2 separate regions of the Mus musculus genome follow, and region 2 is linked to region 1. The links are chromatin contacts, found by POLR2A ChIA-PET in ENCODE. All regions are on one chromosome and are shown on one strand. Each heading gives the region's core, a stretch centred on a gene start or an enhancer-like site at or near the end of the contact. The rest is flanking DNA. Distances are from core to core; before and after follow the strand shown.

The links. ChIA-PET counts read pairs that join two places held with the same protein, here RNA polymerase II (POLR2A).
Region 2: POLR2A ChIA-PET joins it to region 1 with 11 read pairs in embryonic stem cell. The contact joins the enhancer-like site here to the promoter of Rnf166 in region 1. POLR2A ChIA-PET finds 5 or more read pairs at or near these places in 3 of 5 experiments (Patski and embryonic stem cell).

Annotation. Positions count from the first base shown.
Region 1 is chr8:122,471,203-122,478,798 of GRCm38, forward strand. It overlaps Rnf166 (ring finger protein 166), which reads right to left and starts at 4,872. Exons shown (of 6, transcript NM_001033142.3): 1 at 4,661-4,872. The coding sequence starts at 4,815. It overlaps Ctu2 (cytosolic thiouridylase subunit 2), which reads left to right and starts at 4,941. Exons shown (of 15, transcript NM_153775.2): 1 at 4,941-5,093; 2 at 5,313-5,387; 3 at 5,704-5,782; 4 at 5,975-6,034; 5 at 6,983-7,043; 6 at 7,475-7,584. The coding sequence starts at 5,026.
Region 2 is chr8:122,521,486-122,529,081 of GRCm38, forward strand. The region is part of intron 1 of Piezo1 (piezo-type mechanosensitive ion channel component 1); the gene reads right to left. Among named protein-coding and RNA genes, the nearest start is that of Gm26497, 4.6 kb to the left of the region's middle. Within about 2 kb of position 2,611, at least 1 of the 3 ENCODE cell types and tissues checked has a DNase peak (open chromatin) inside an H3K27ac peak, as active enhancers do.

The sequences.
Region 1 (7,596 bases), core at 3,622-6,121:
CACTCTACTTTTTGGAATTCTGGAGTATCCTGAAGACCAGCTGAGACACCTGATGCTGTAGACTGAACAAGTACTGGATTCTTTGGCCATTGTTGGACTAGCAAGACTATGGCCTGTAAACCATTCTAATAAACCAATCCCATATATATATTCATATTCATTCTATTCTGTTTCTCTAGAGAACACTGACTAATACAGATTTTGGTGTCAGCATTGTCTTTGAAGCAAGAAGAGAAGTATAAGGATGAATTTTTAGGTATCTGAAGCAGGCTTTCCAATTTGCTGACACCTACAGCTATTAGAGCCTCCCCTGGAAGCGCACTGAGTACTGAAAGCCCGTGGTGTGAACTAGTTTATGAACTGAAGAAAATGAATGGATTTGATTATGCTGGTTCATCAACTGAGAGGCGATGGATTTGGTGACTCTGTGTATGTGTGTGTGTGTGTGTGTGTGTGTATATATATACACACACACACACACACACACATACATACATATATATACACAAACACATATATATATATACAATTTGTAGAAAAAGTAAGGAGAATGCTGCTGCTGGTTGGCTGCTCCTGGCATCCCCATATAAATTAAAACGGGAGTAGAATGAGCTGTGTGGTTCCAGTTAGCCGCCTTCCCGCACAGGGAATTCAGTGAAGGACAATGATGGAGAATGATAAAACTGACCAGCTCCAGAAGGGAAGACACAGCGGGAAGGTTTCTAGGTGCAGGTGCCCTGGAAGAGAACCTTCTGTCCAGCAGCCACAGAGTGCACGCTGAAGAGAATCAAACCTCATTGTAAGGTTGGCTAAATGACAGCAAGAACTCAAGCCCCAACCTCAGAGGGCATGGACATTAACTGGGAAAGAGTGGAATCCTGGTGCCTGGGATGAACACGCGTGGGAGGACGACAGTGAAGCTGAGAAGGCTGAAGCCTCGGATCCTCGAAGGTCTATTTCCTGAGAAGTCTCCACCCTCAGCAGATGGACTCCTACCTCCGGCTCCCTGAACTGCCTCTTCTACCTTTGACTGAGGAAATTAATTGTTCACTGTCTGCTAAAACAGCAGTGACTCTGACTAAAGGAAACGCCAGGCAAGACAGCACTGATGTCTCTCAGCGCCCACCAACAGGTAGGTACCTCTAGACCCATAACCAGACTTAATGCTAGCAGGCTCCTAGACAGGAGGTAAAAAAATGTAGTCCCTGAGGAAGTGAGCCATACTACTAAGGAGCTTAATGAGTTTGCTAACTCACTAAGCAGAAGCCTGGGGAATATGTGTGGGAATGGACTTTACGTGTGTAGGATAATGGTGGAAGGAACATAAAACTAGATCAGGCTGAGTTTATTGATATGAGCCCATTAAGATTCTAGGTTTAATGTGGAAGCTTGAGGTTTTAAGAGGTGACCTCTGCACAGAATGGCAAGTGCTCATTAATAGCACCGGGTAGGAGGAGGGGGAGTGACTCAGCCTCCAGGACTGAAGGAGGAGGCTCCGAGAAGACAGTGTGAAAGTTTACTTCTCTTGGAGGCTGTGGGGTCAGGATGATGAGCCACACTGGTCAGGTGTCAGAATATTCCTGAATTTGCAGGTGACATAGCCAATGTCCCTTCTAGCACTTTGAGATCTCAAGAAAATGTCCTTAGCCGGGCGTGGTGGCGCACTCCTTTAATCCCAGGGAGGCAGAGGTAGGTGGATTTCTGAGTTCGAGGCCAGCCTGGTCTACAGAGTGAGTTCCAGGACAGCCAGGGCTGCACAGAGAAACCCTGTCTCGAAAAGCCAAAAAAAAAAAAAAAAAAAAAAAAAAGAAAATATTCTTTGAAACAATGAGGGTGGTGGACCCCTAGGTAGTGTCAAAGGTCCCTGCACCCTTCTTTTTGATGGAGCTACCACCTGGCAAGCCATATTAACAGAGCCAAGAGAAACAAGATCAGCCTGAGAGTCGACACTCAGTGGGTGTGAAGGACTCTCGGAAGCACTGTCCTGCAGTCAGAGTGGCTTGCTCTCACCTACCTCACCCTGGCAGAGCAGGCAGAGATGGCACCAGCAACCACACACCCAGACTTGGAATCCCAGTTCCGTTTATAGGAAATGTGCAGCACGGCCCAATCCCGAGAGTGAGCGAACTGGTGAGCAGATGCCAGGACTGTGCAAGGAGTGGCTGCTTTTTGGGGTGGAGAATGTTCTAGATGGCGCTAAAGGTTGTGTGACTGAGCATGAGGGGAACCAATGGCTTCTACAGTTGTTGAGCTTTTTGAGGCACAAGGCTGGAGAGATGGCTCAGTGACTCACTGGTTAAGAGCCCTGGTTGCTCCTGCAGACATGGTGGCTATCGACTGTCTGCAGCTACAGTCCCAAGGCGGTCCAGTGCCATTTCTGGCCTCCATGGGAGGTGCATGCATGATACAGACATACATGCAAGCAAAACACCCATAAAACAAAAAATAAAAACCCTAAAAACTTTAACAAAAAGACTTCACTTTGTGGCCTGTGCCAGGCTTTGAACTCATTCCTGTCTTACCTCAGTCTTCCAAATACTAGGAGTGCTACCAATTTATAGGTAGGAGCCACCATGCCTGATCTGAATGAACAAACCATGCAGCCCTATATTCTACCTCAGAGAAACCCACAGGGAGAGCAAGGCCACACTGGGAAAAAGGAAAATGGTCCCAGAAGAGCAGGCCTTCAAAGATGCTGGCGTGGCCAGAGGAAGGCACTCCTTCTCTAAGAAGGCGAGGAGGTCTCAAGTCTACGCGGTGACTCTCCCCAAGAGGAAGTAGAACGAAACGTGGGGCTCTTGGCCTAGTTTCCAGACCACACTTCTCCCACAGAGAGTTCCTGCCTGCATCTACAGAGGCTGGTGTAGGGCAGCTTCTCCACCATGTGACACAACTGAGGGCGTGAATGTGGGAGAGAACACCCATTGCATTGCCCCTTCCTGTGTTCTTCCACCCTCAAGGCAGCCAGTTCCCTCAGGCAAAGTTGCTTTGTGAAGTCTCAAGACTGCTCCTCTGTGGCCTTGGGATACAGCCTGGAGCACACCTCTACAGTGGCCTTGGGATAGTTCCTGGAGCACACCTCCACAGTGGCGCCACTGGCAGGCCTCCTGCCTGTATCTGCAGCCACAAAGTCTCCCCACTTCCTCTCCTTCTCTTGTCCGGGTAGCAGTGCAGCAACTCTGTAGGGAGGGTTCTACTCACAAAAAACCTCAAGAAGGAAACAGCTTCTGGTCAGGAGGTGAAGACAGAGGGATCAGTGACATTTTAAAAGGTGATGTGAAAACTTAACCCTCACACTTATTTTAAACAAGGGCTACACCCAACAGACACTGCGAATTAAAGGTAGGACTGAACAGCTGGGGAAACGGAACTGGCAAAGAAAGCAGGGCCACCTTCCCAAGGTGACGCTGTCCAGATAAAAGCCTGCAGAGGGAGCAATGGGAACAGGTTTACAGGTTTAAAGGTGCTTTTCAATCCCGTGTTCTACCTTTCTAAGAGGACAACACATACTGATTGGTGAATAGTAGCAAACTGAAGAATGCAGCAGTGGCCTGTGTGCACCGAGTGAAGGGATTGTAAAAAAAAAAAAAAAAAAAAAAAGACAACACTTCACAGAACACACCGTAAAACACCCACTTGTGCGTGCATACAAAAAAATGGGTCCTGATCCAAGGCTTCCTGCTAGAATATCACAGGAGCATTAGGCTGAGCAGGAGCTAGCTGTGCTCTTCCAAGACAACCTAGCAGAGCTCTCCAGAGGGATCCAGTCTTCGGTTCAGCCTGACACAGGGGGCAGGGAAAGTCAAGGCAGCCCTGGATGGAGACAAGGTCTCTGCCACCTCCCTGTATGACTCGCAGGCACACGCCTACCCAAGCGGCTCCAGTTCCCTCTGCATTAGAGCCTCCAAAATCAGCTGCCTCTGTTTGCAAAATGCCTCCCACCAATCTGGGTGCACCTTGTCCTGCCCCAAGCAGAGGGGCTGTCTGCTGACAAGTCCTCCTCCTGCCCGTTCTCTATCGGCTAATCTCAAGAGCTGTACTGTGGGGAGGTCATGGAGCAGACGTTCTATCTTGGCTCCCTCCCAACCAGGCTGGGGTTGTGAAGGCCCTGAGCACCGCTCCCTCCCGCGCAGAGTCACATCCTCAAGTTTCTGCTCCTGAAACACGGGAGGAGGAGCCGCTAGATTGGGGGTGGGGGGTGTCTTGGCTCAGCTGGGCACCTAACGAAGTGCTTGATGTCTGGGTCCCTTTAGGCCCCGCTACCTGGAAGCTTCCTGTTCAGAATAGGCCAAGTCCTTCAAAACAAAACACCAGGCTCCAAACGCGTCCCTCTCCTAACTTTAGGGAAACTCATTTCCTTGACAGTCAACACGAGTAGACATGGGGTGGAACAGAGTGGGTTGCAGAAGCCACAAGTCGTTTATTTACAACGGCCCGCTCACCCGATCTCTGCAAGCCCGGACCCCCGCGCTCGGCGCAGCGGCCGCGTCCACCGCCCTCGAAGCAGCCGGCGGCCGTTGGCAACGCGCGGGGCCGGGGCGGGTGCAGGGCGCGCGCGCGGCCGGCGGGCAGGGGCTGCTTTCCCCACGTCTCCTTTCGGCCGCCAGCCACGACCCCGGCCCGGACCCCCCTCCCGCGGGCTCCCGGCGCGCGCTCTCACGTGTGGCCGCAGCTGCCGATGGCCACTGGCCGATGGTACACCTCCAGGCAGATGGGACAGCTGAACTGCGCCTCCAGGCCGCTGTCGCCGCCCGCGGGCCCAGCCGGCGGCTGCCGCTGCTGCGCCGAGGCCACCAGGCTGCGGAACATCGCCATCCCCGGGGCAGGCCGCCGCCGCCGCCCCCTATCCAGGCCGGCAGACCCGGCGTCACTGCCGCGACGGCGCCGCGCTGGCGTCACCGCCCAGGCCCCACCTCCCCGGGTTGCGTCACGACAGCGCCCGCTCGGCGGTGACGGCATCTCAGCGCGCCGGCATCTCAGCGCGCCGGCTCCTCACGCCACTCCGCAGTCGGGACCCACCCCTCCATGTGTCAGGCCGGTGAGGATTACGCGGGGCCGGCGCGGCGGGAGCCTCCGCCCGTGCCGCGGCCAAGGTAAGAACCTTCTACCACCAGGCCGGGGACAGTCCCCTTCGGTTCCCCACCAACCGGAATTCCGGGACTGCTGTGAGTCGGCGGCTAGAACTAAACCTAGGCCCTGGCGCGTGAGCCTGGCGCTTCCTCCGCCAGCTCGGGCCGGGAAGCGCGACCCTGACTCCCCCAAGCCCGCCATGGTGCGAGAATTCTGCCACATATGTTCTTGTTCTCTCAAAGCCGGGAGCAGAAATGTGTGAAGTGCGCAGAAGGCCTGCCGGTGGTGGTGATACGAGCGGGAGATGCCTTCTGCAGGTGAGATCTGGGCAGCCGTCCCCACCCCACCCCACCCCCACCCCCGCACGCCCCTTTTCCAGGCTTGCTTGTTTTCTTGTAAAGGCGCGGTAACTTGTAAGTGCTTAGCCCTAACCGTAAATAGTGGTGGGAACCACTGGTGACGACCCTTGTCATCTAAACTAGGCACACCCGTCAATTCAACACTTCAGAGTCCATGACAGGAGAATTACCTCCGATCTGAGGCCAGCTTGGGCTGCAGAGATGACCCTGTCAAACAAAATCCCACAGTCTCCTGCGCAGGTGCAGCCAGCCTCCCTTTGCTTCTGTGTTACAGGGTTTGTTTCAAGGCATTCTACGTTCACAAATTCAGAGCCATGCTTGGGAAGAACCGGGTCATCTTTCCTGGGGAGAAGGTACGATGTGTGGTGCCTGGGCGCTCGGCTGTCAGCCCTGCTGTCTTCCGTTTATGTTCGTTTCTTCAGCTGGCCTACTGTCCCTGGACATTGAGGGTAGACTTGGTGTCTGGGGCTGTCCAAGAAGTGGACAAGACATGCTCATATTGCGGATGCATGCCTCCGTGCTGATGCTGCCCTTCCCACCCCCAGGTGCTCCTGTCCTGGTCTGGGGGCCCTTCGTCCAGCTCCATGGTCTGGCAAGTGCTTGAGGTACATCTACACCATCTTCTGGGCGTAAGCTTCTGGATTGAATTAGCAGGGGCCTCCTTCCTCAGCCTATACTATGGAAGTTTTTGGTTAACACTAGACAGTACCCCACCCCACCCCAACTGGGACACCTTTAGGATGTCCCATATATATTCAGCAGGTGTGCAGTCCAGACACATGCCCTACACAGGGTCCCAGGCTACATCCCTATTGAGCTTTATTTGTTAGGACACAGTTTCAAAGATTGGCCAATCATGACAAAGAGCAGAGAGAAGCATTTGCCAAAAACAACGGGAGAAGCAGCATAGGTAGAAGGGAGTGGGGCAGATGGAACGGGACTCAAGCTAAGAGTGTCTGAACCTGCAGAGGTATACAGGGTTTCCTTGAGGGACCCCATGCAGAGCAGGGAACTACATGCTCTCTCACTGTAGGGTACCAGCTAGAGGGGCCAGTGTAGAGGCTGTCTTGGTAGGGGAGGTCTCAGTGGCGGTGCTGCTCCAGTGTGAATGACCTGTGTCGTACTTGAGTGGCTTTTGTGTCACCTGCTGGTCCCCCAGACCTACACATGTGAAGGTGAGAGCTCACTGTGAAGCCGTCAGTGTCTGATACCGCTTCTCATGGGAGACTCCGCCCCTGCTCTCCACGTATTGTCACCTCAGTTCTTACATTTCAAAACACTTTCTGGGGATTCTGGGGAACCCAGCAGATGGTAAAAGCGTTCCCCATGGCTCAGCCGCTGTCTCAGGTTGCTTAGGTGTCAGAGACAGGCTGGGGGTTGGGGAGAGTTCTGAAGTTTCTGATTCAGATAGGACATGCCCTCATGCAGGAGGGAAGACTTGGCCCCACACACCCCTGTGAGGAGGAAGGCCTAGGCAGTTTGGTCCACTGACTGGAGCATACTTCCAGAGAAGTGCTTTTGGCCAGAGCTGAGTCCTGACACTTCCCTTCTAGGGCCTGAGTCAGGATTCTGCGAAACGGCTGCGCTTTGTGCCAGGAGTCATCTATGTTGATGGTATGTGTGGTCACTCCTCTTCCTAGTCCCCAGCCATGCATGAGCCCCACAGGCTTTCCAGGGGACAGACTGGGGACAGAGGTGCCTTCCAATTGTATCGAAGGGCCCATGGTTGAAGAAGGTGAGCTTAGAGCTGTCTTTGGGACAGAAAGACTAGCCAGTTTCTTTAGCTGTGAGGGGAGCCTGTCTGAAAGCACCCCAAAGAAAAGGGGAGCCTGTCTGAAAGCACCCCAAAGAAAAGGGGAGCCTGTCTGAAAGCACCCCAAAGAAAAGGGGAGCCTGTCTGAAAGCACCCCAAAGAAAAGGCCAGTCCTGCTCTTACAGAACAGACCTGGTGGGACTTTTGTATGTGACACTGATGCCCCCCCCCCAGCCTGTCCCATCAGGCTCTTCCTCTGTAAAACCTACATGTGTCCCCCTGGGTTTCACAGAGGGCGCAGCCTGTGGTCAGAGCTTGGAGGACAGACAGAAGACGGTGGCTGAGGTGAAGCGGATCCTGGAGAACACTGGTTTCCCATGGCATGTGGTTGCCTTAGAAGAGGTAGGTGGGTCT
Region 2 (7,596 bases), core at 1,361-3,860, 48 kb after region 1:
TCTTCATGTGGTTGTTGAGAATTGATTTTTTTTTTTTTTTTTTTTTTTTGAGACAGGGTTTCTCTGTATAGTCCTGGCTGTCCTGGAACTCACTTTGTAGACCAGGGTGGCCTTGAACTCAGAAATTCTCCTGCCTCTGCCTCCTGAGTGCTGGGATTAAAGGCGTGCACCACCACGCCCGGCTATTGATTTTTCTTTTTTCTTTTTTTTTTTTAAGGACCTCTGCTCACTCCAGTCAACTTTATTCACTCAATCCCTGCTTGCTTGCTCCGGCCCAAAGATTTATTTATTATTATACATAAGTACACTGTAGCTAACTTCAGATGTACCAGAAGAGGATATCAGAACTCATTATGGGTGGTTGTGAACCACCATGTAGTTGCTGGGATTTGAACTCAGGACCTTCAGAAGAGCAGTCAGTGCTCTTAACTACTGAGCCATGTCTTCAGCCCAATAAGAACTTTTATTGAAAATAAACAAACATAACCAAGAACCTGCCCATATATCTGATCTTTGTAAAGAGATAGGAAGGCTCTGAGGGTCCACATGATCTCTGTATGAGGGGGCCCAGAGTCATCTTACGAATACCTCTCTGAAATGGCTTGTTTGGTGTGTCAACTTGACACAAGAGTCATCAGAGCAGAAGGAGCCTCAGTTGAAGAAATATCTCCATGAGATATAGTTGCAGGGGATTTTCTAAATCATTGATTGATGGAGGAGGGCCCAGCCCATTGTGAGTGAGGCCATCCCTGGGCTGGTGGTCCTGGGTTCTATAAAAAAGCAGGCTGAGCAAGCCATGGGGAGCAAGCCAGTAAGCAGCACCCTCCATGGCCTCTGCATCAGGTCCTGCTCCAGGTTCCTGTCCTGCTTGGAGCTTCTCCAGTGAAAGCTGAATAAACCCTTTCCTCCCCAGCTTGCTTTATGGCCATGGTGTTTTGTGGCAGCAATAAAAACCATAGCTAAGGAGGGCTGTGGTGGCGTACGCCTTTAATCCCAGCACTCGGGAGGCAGAGGCAAGCAGATTTCTGAGCTTGAGCCCAGCCTGGTCTACAGAGTGAGTTCCAGGACAGCCAGGGCTACACAGAGAAACCCTGTCTCAAAACTCAAAACAAAACAACAAAGAGTTTAAACTTGACATCTCCTTTCTCATAAGAAGAATGCTGCCACACATTACCACAATCACAGAAGTGAAGGGCAGGGAGGGCCACAAGCTATCTTCCTCCCAGAGCATACAGAGGTTACCAGATTAGACACCTAGTTGGGCCTGGTGCCTCAGGCCTGGGATCTCAGCTACACAGGATGCTGAGGCAGGAGGATCCCAAGTTCCAGCCTGGCCTGGGATACTCAGCAAGACCTTGTTGTCTCAAAATAAAAAATAAAAATGGCTAGAGGCCAGGTGTGGCAGTGCACGCTTACCCTGGAAGCACTTGGGAGGCCAAGGCCGGAGGAGCTGGTGGGCGGAGAATCAGGTGAGGTCACCCTCAGCTGCCTAGGGAATTCAAGGACAGCGGAGGTCACACAAGACCTGACAGGAGGTGTGACCTAGTGCCTCTGTGATAGACCACTTGCCTAACATGTATGAAATTCTAGGATCAACGACCACAAAATACCTAAGTATATCAACCACACTAAACCCGGATCTTCAGCTCTAGGGAAGCGCCCTGCTAGATCCTGCCCTCTGCCATCCCCAGATGGCTGCATGAAGTACAAAGGAGGGGACCAGATAACTGCTGCTGAGCAGGACAGCTGCAGGACTGGGGGGTGGGGTCCTGACCCACACCCTAGCTGCTCCCTGCCACCCGTTGGGATTCCGGGTCTCCTGCCTGCCTTATTTGGCCTGGGCTGCAACTATAAACACTTCTGGGTGAGATTTCGGCCAGTGGGTGGGGCCAGGCAGAGGAGGAAGAGGAAGGAGGAGAATTCCAGCAGCAGCTAGAAGCTGCGCGCTGGGAGTCCGGAGTCAATGAAGCCTAGTGGCCACACCTGCCACCCCCCAGGAAGGCTGAAAGCAAAAACTTAAGCCAAACCAGGCCCAGAAGGCTCTGGCCAATCCCCCTTCCTGGAAGAGGAGGGTTGGTACAGTCAGCTGAGGGCACATGAGGAAGCCAGCTGCCCGGACTTGTTCCTAAAGCTTGGGACTAAGGCTCCTAGACTGGGTTAGCCTGGGCAGTGTGGCTGGATATCTTAGCACCTTTGATCAGGCCCAGGTGCAGCCAGCAGGAAAGAGGGTCAGTCAAGCCTAAGGTGCATTTTGCTCCTTTGAAGCTGTCCTCACTTGTCACTTCTACAGCCCCAGGGAGACACTGAGCCTGGCAGCCATGCGAAGTCATGGTAATTTCAGCGCTAGCCACCGTCTGTTCAGATACATCCAATCTGGCTGGCCCCTTCTCCGAGTTATTCCTGATCTGCTGGAGACAGGAAAGGCAAGGGGGTTGAGGATGCCTAGCTGACGGACGCCCACCTCTTCAGGCTCCAAAGCCGACGTGAAGCGCAGGGACAGTTTCAAAGCACATTGTGGATACAGAGCTCTAATCGGATCTGTTTCCTTCTGTTAGAGAAGAAAGTGATGCCCCTTGTGGGAGACAGACAAGAGCAGTCAGGAGGGCGTGTGGACCAGTCCTGGCTGATCGAGGAGAGGGGTCGAGTCGGGAGCTGCCTCAGCCTGAAGCAGCCGGGGTTGGGAGAGGCACAGGGACTTCATTTTACCTACTTGGAGCCCGGCCAAACTGCCTGGGCTCTGGGAGCACTTGGAGCATTTAATTACCATAGTGTTGGGGGTTTAATTAGTGCGACGCGTCTGGGAACCGTGGTTTCACGGCTCAGCTGACCTGCATGGGGTGGGTCGAGTCATTCTGGCTCTCTCTCTCAACACCGAGGGTGGCCTGGTAGCCATAATACCAGTAAGAGAACCCATGGACACATAGTCACATACTCCCATCTGAACAGCTAGTCAACTTTTATGTTTCCCTCAGCCCACAGTGACCTTGTCATACTTTGAGGAAGTCGCAGAGCAAGAGGGGACAGGCTGAGATGAGGTAGGTTATACAGGTAACAAACAGGAGGTAAGGCTGAATATGGACGCCCGGAGGAGGTGGGAGGGAGGGATGCCCACTGCCCAGCGAGCTGGACATGGCCCGCAAGGCACTGTGGTTCCTCGGCTCTCGGCTTCTCCCTAACTTGGAGCAACTCCACAGTATCCACTCCTAGCAGAGCAGGTCAGAGGTGCTGAAGGCAGTGAATGCCCAGAAGACCAGCAGGAAATGGCTTGGTGCTGAGCCCTGGCTCTCAACCAGGGCTGCATCAGGCAAAGAGATCAAGGATGGATGATACAGCTACTGCTGGCACCAGAGACAAGCTGGCAGAGGGATGCTTGCCTCCCACCCCAAACTTCTCAGGACAGCCCAGAGACCAGAGACAGAGAAGACACGAGGAGAAACTCAATCCGACCGTGACAGGTCCTCTTCCCAGCAGATGCTGCGTTGGTCCCAGTTAGTCAGTCAGCTAACTAACTGGGGACCCTGCTCACAGTCTCCCCCCCTAAACAACCCACAATGCCTATCACACAGAGGCACAGTCTGTACTCTATGCGAGTCGCTTGGAGGTATGAGACTGAAGCCACCCAAAGCTGACCTACCCACAGGCGACAACTATCAACAAAAGAGGAGAGAACTCAGGGTACAGGGTGGGCCCCATTCCGTATCAGCCATCCCCACCCACTCCTCCCTGGAGGGAGGAAGCCAGACCTATCTGCAGCCATCTCTACTGGCTGTCACAGGTAAACAGGCCGGGTAGCACATGGGCAGGGCCCTGGGAAGTACATGGGTGCAGAAAATAGTCCCTATCCCATTTGGGAGGGAGTTGGCCCGCAGAACTGTCCCTCCTGAAGGTGACACCCTCCTCACAGACCACTTGGAGCTCAGAGGGTCTTCGCCCTCAGCAGGAAGCTGAAGAAGGGGCTGGTCCTGGCCCTGTATACTGTGTACCACTGACAAATTTAGCCTCGGACTGGGAGTTCTTCCCTTAATACACCGTGAGCTCTCCAGAGCCTGGAGCAAGTCTGGTGAGCCGCTCGCAGAGCCTCCACCAGGGTCAGTCCTGTCCACTTCCCTGACCACATGTTACCTCTCCCCAGATCGTAGCTACTCAAGAGCTCCCACTAACTGGAGTAAATTGTGTATCCAGGTCTCCCAGCTGAGCTGTGAAGGGCACGGGCTGAGCTGTGAAGCCACCACGTGGCTTACACAGGGAGGAGAAGCAACGGCCTAGCAAACCACGGAAGGCTTTCCTAGGTAGAGCCTCCCTTTCCCTACCCAATGCCTGCCATCTGTCAGATGAGGGAAACTGAGGCACTGTGGGCACGGCCCCTCCACAGCTTCACCTACTCCTCTAGACACTACATCTGTCTGGAGAAAAACAAAACAAAACAAAAACCAAACAAGCCAAACAAAAGAACCGGGCCAGGGCATGATCAGTTTCTTGATCCACTAGCAACAAGCACACATATGCCTTGGGCTCTTTCCTAGGAGCACAGAGACCCTGAGACCCCACTACAGACATCCCAGTGCGGGACGTTCACACCGCTCCCAGGTGACTGTGGTCAGTGGTCAATTGCAATTCTCCCACTAGAGCCATCTGAGAGTACCTCAGAGGTTGCCATGGAAGAGGCAAACTGAAGCAGGGTGGCCATAGACCCTGCCCCAGGACCTGAGTATGGGTGTGGGACCTGATGTCACCCAGAGTTCCACGTTATGATTCAAACCTGCCCAGTGCCCAGCTGGTAAATTGCAGCCAACAGGATGAAGCCAGCACGGTAGCTCTTGAATGTTCAGAGATGACATAGTTGGGTTCCAGGTCCCTCAGGGGCTTTGTGACTGCCAGTCTGAGCATGTAAGAGGCTCCTTAGTGAGCCGGCCAGGCTCCAAACTCAGGGTGAGCCCCTGAGTCTCTATAAACCTGGGAAAGACATCTCTGGCCTTACCTCTTCTCTCAAAGGATGGGGGTGCTCTAACAAGACAAGTGGGGTGGGGAGCATCCCCTGGACAAAGCACTGAGCAACCCCAGTCACTTGCTGAGAAAGGAATAGGTTACCACAGGCAATTTCCCTACAGAGTGGACAGCACATTCCAGAAGCCTCTTGAACCACACTGATTAGCATGGAAGGGCTGGCCTTTCGCTCTGCTCTGCGTAAACAACCCAGCTCCTGACCTGAAGGCACTGCCCCCAGAATTCCAAGCTGCCAGAAGGCAGGATTCCTCACTGCCAGCTAAGCAGGGTACCTGAAGAGGGTGGAGAGGCTTCGGAAACCTAGACTACACTCTGCAGTGCCTGGCCCACCCCCCTGGACCTCTCTGAGCCAGACTAGTTCCTCTGTCACCACAGCTCCACGCTCATATTCTGAGGCTGTGGCACAAGTCTGGGCCCCACAATTCTCACAGCGGAAACCTCCCTGAGACTGACACTCAACAGTGTCTCTCAGAACTGCACTAGTGAGACTGCTCTGGCCTCAGACAAGAGCAGCGGCTCCCTTTCCTCCAGAGAGGGCACTGGCCCACTGGCACTGCCCTGGCCCAGGCTGTGGAAGTCACAAAAGAATGTCTACAGCTCTAACCCCGGATACCTGCAGCCCAGAGGGAGCTTGCCCACAATGGCAGGAAGAACACTAGACCACAAATAGGTCAGTATGAGATCCAGATCTGCCACAAATACAGGTCAGGTGTGGCTGTGCGCACCTGTCATGTTGGCACTAGGGAAGTTGAGGCAGGAGGATTGTTGTGAGTTTAAGGCTAGCCTAGTCTACATGGAAAGTGCCAAGCAAGCTTGGGATACAAAGTGAGACCCAGTCCCCAAACAAACAAAAACAATACAGGTAACCTCGATACCCAGGATAGACTGGTTCTGGGACCCTTGAATGCAGGGAGCATGCCGTTCATGCCCCTTTAATAAAGTGCTTTGCCCAGAGCCTACGGCCATCTTCCCTTCTCCAGTACTCTAGATTACTCACAATACCTAACACGACATACATGTACCACAAACAGTCATTAGACTGAGTTGTTCAGGAATAAAGACAACAAAAACAGTCTGTGCAGTTTAGTAGAAAGGCAATTACCATGACCTCAGAGCAGAGGAACAAGACCAGAGGTTCTCACACACAGAATTTGCAAAAAGTGAGGCCCAACAACAGGAGATGCCCAATGGGTCCTGTGGTTACACAGTAATAAGGAACAAGGGCAGCCAGGTGTGGTGGCGCATGCCTTTAATCCCAGCACTTAGGAGGCAGAGACAGGCAAATCTGGGTTCAAGGCCAGCCTGGTCTACAGAGTGAGCTACACAGAGGAACCCTACCTGGGGGGAGGGAGGCAGTGGGGGTGGAGTGGGGGACAAGGAGGGCCAAGACTCACCTTTAGAAGTCTATGGTTTCCCAAGGCCATGGTGAACAATAACCCATGTATATATAGGAAGCATCCGTCAGGATGAGTCCTCTAGGGGCACTAGAGGCAGACATAGTGGGTGGGTGGGTCTGGACTGTGGGACTTCAGCAGAGGGAGCTCCTCACAGGCAAAGATGATAGGGCAGGACCTGCTGTGAGGCACTGGGTGTCAATCACAGAACAGGATCCCTCACTGGGCACATGGCCACATGCCCCACTCTCTGTTTGGCTATGCCTAGGTTAAGTGTCACCCATCATGGAGAACACAAGTCCTCAAGGCCTCTTCAACTGCACACGAGAGCCCATGGAAATGCGGAATCTTAATGTCTTGGTCAGTGTGCTGTTGCTGGGAGACACCATGGCCAAGGCAACACATGGAAGAGTTTACTGAGGCTTACTCTTAGAGGGTTAGAGTCCAGGTCAGAGCAAGGAGCGTGGTAACAGGCAGGCAGGCAGGCAGGCAGGCAGGCAGGCATGGTGCCACTGGAGCAGTAGCTTACACCTGATCTGCAAGCATGAGGCAGAGAGCTGACTGGGAAGAGTCTTTTGAAACCTCAAAGCCCACCCCCAGTGACACACCCCACCTCCAACAAGGCCATGCCTCTTAATCCTTCCCAAAAACTTCCACCAACTGCAGACCAAGTATTAAAATACAGGAGCCTGGGGGCTGATGAGATGGCTCAGCAAGTAAGAGCACTGACTGCTCTCCCGAAGGTCCTGAGTTCAAATCCCAGCAACCACATGGTGGCTCACAACCACTCGTAATGAGATCTGACGCCCTCTTCTGGTGCTGTCTGAAAACAGCTACAGTGAACTTATTTATAATAATAAATAAATCTTTGGGCCGGAGTGTGTCATTCCTAAATTCAATTCCCAACAACCACATGAAGGCTCACAACCATCTGTACAGCTACAGTGTACTCATATACATAAAATAAATGAATAAATCTGTAAAAAAAAAATACAGGAGCCTGTGAGGGCCATTCTCTTTCAAATTACCACATTCAGTCTTACCTAGACAGTCCAGTCCTGGGGTACCCTCCCTGTGACAGTAGACTTTCAGGGATCCCTTGAGGAAGAGAGACAAGGTACAGGGTACACCTCTAGCCAACAAGCTCTGCCTGCTACAACCTGTATAAATGCATGCACGGTATTAGCAGCACATCCCA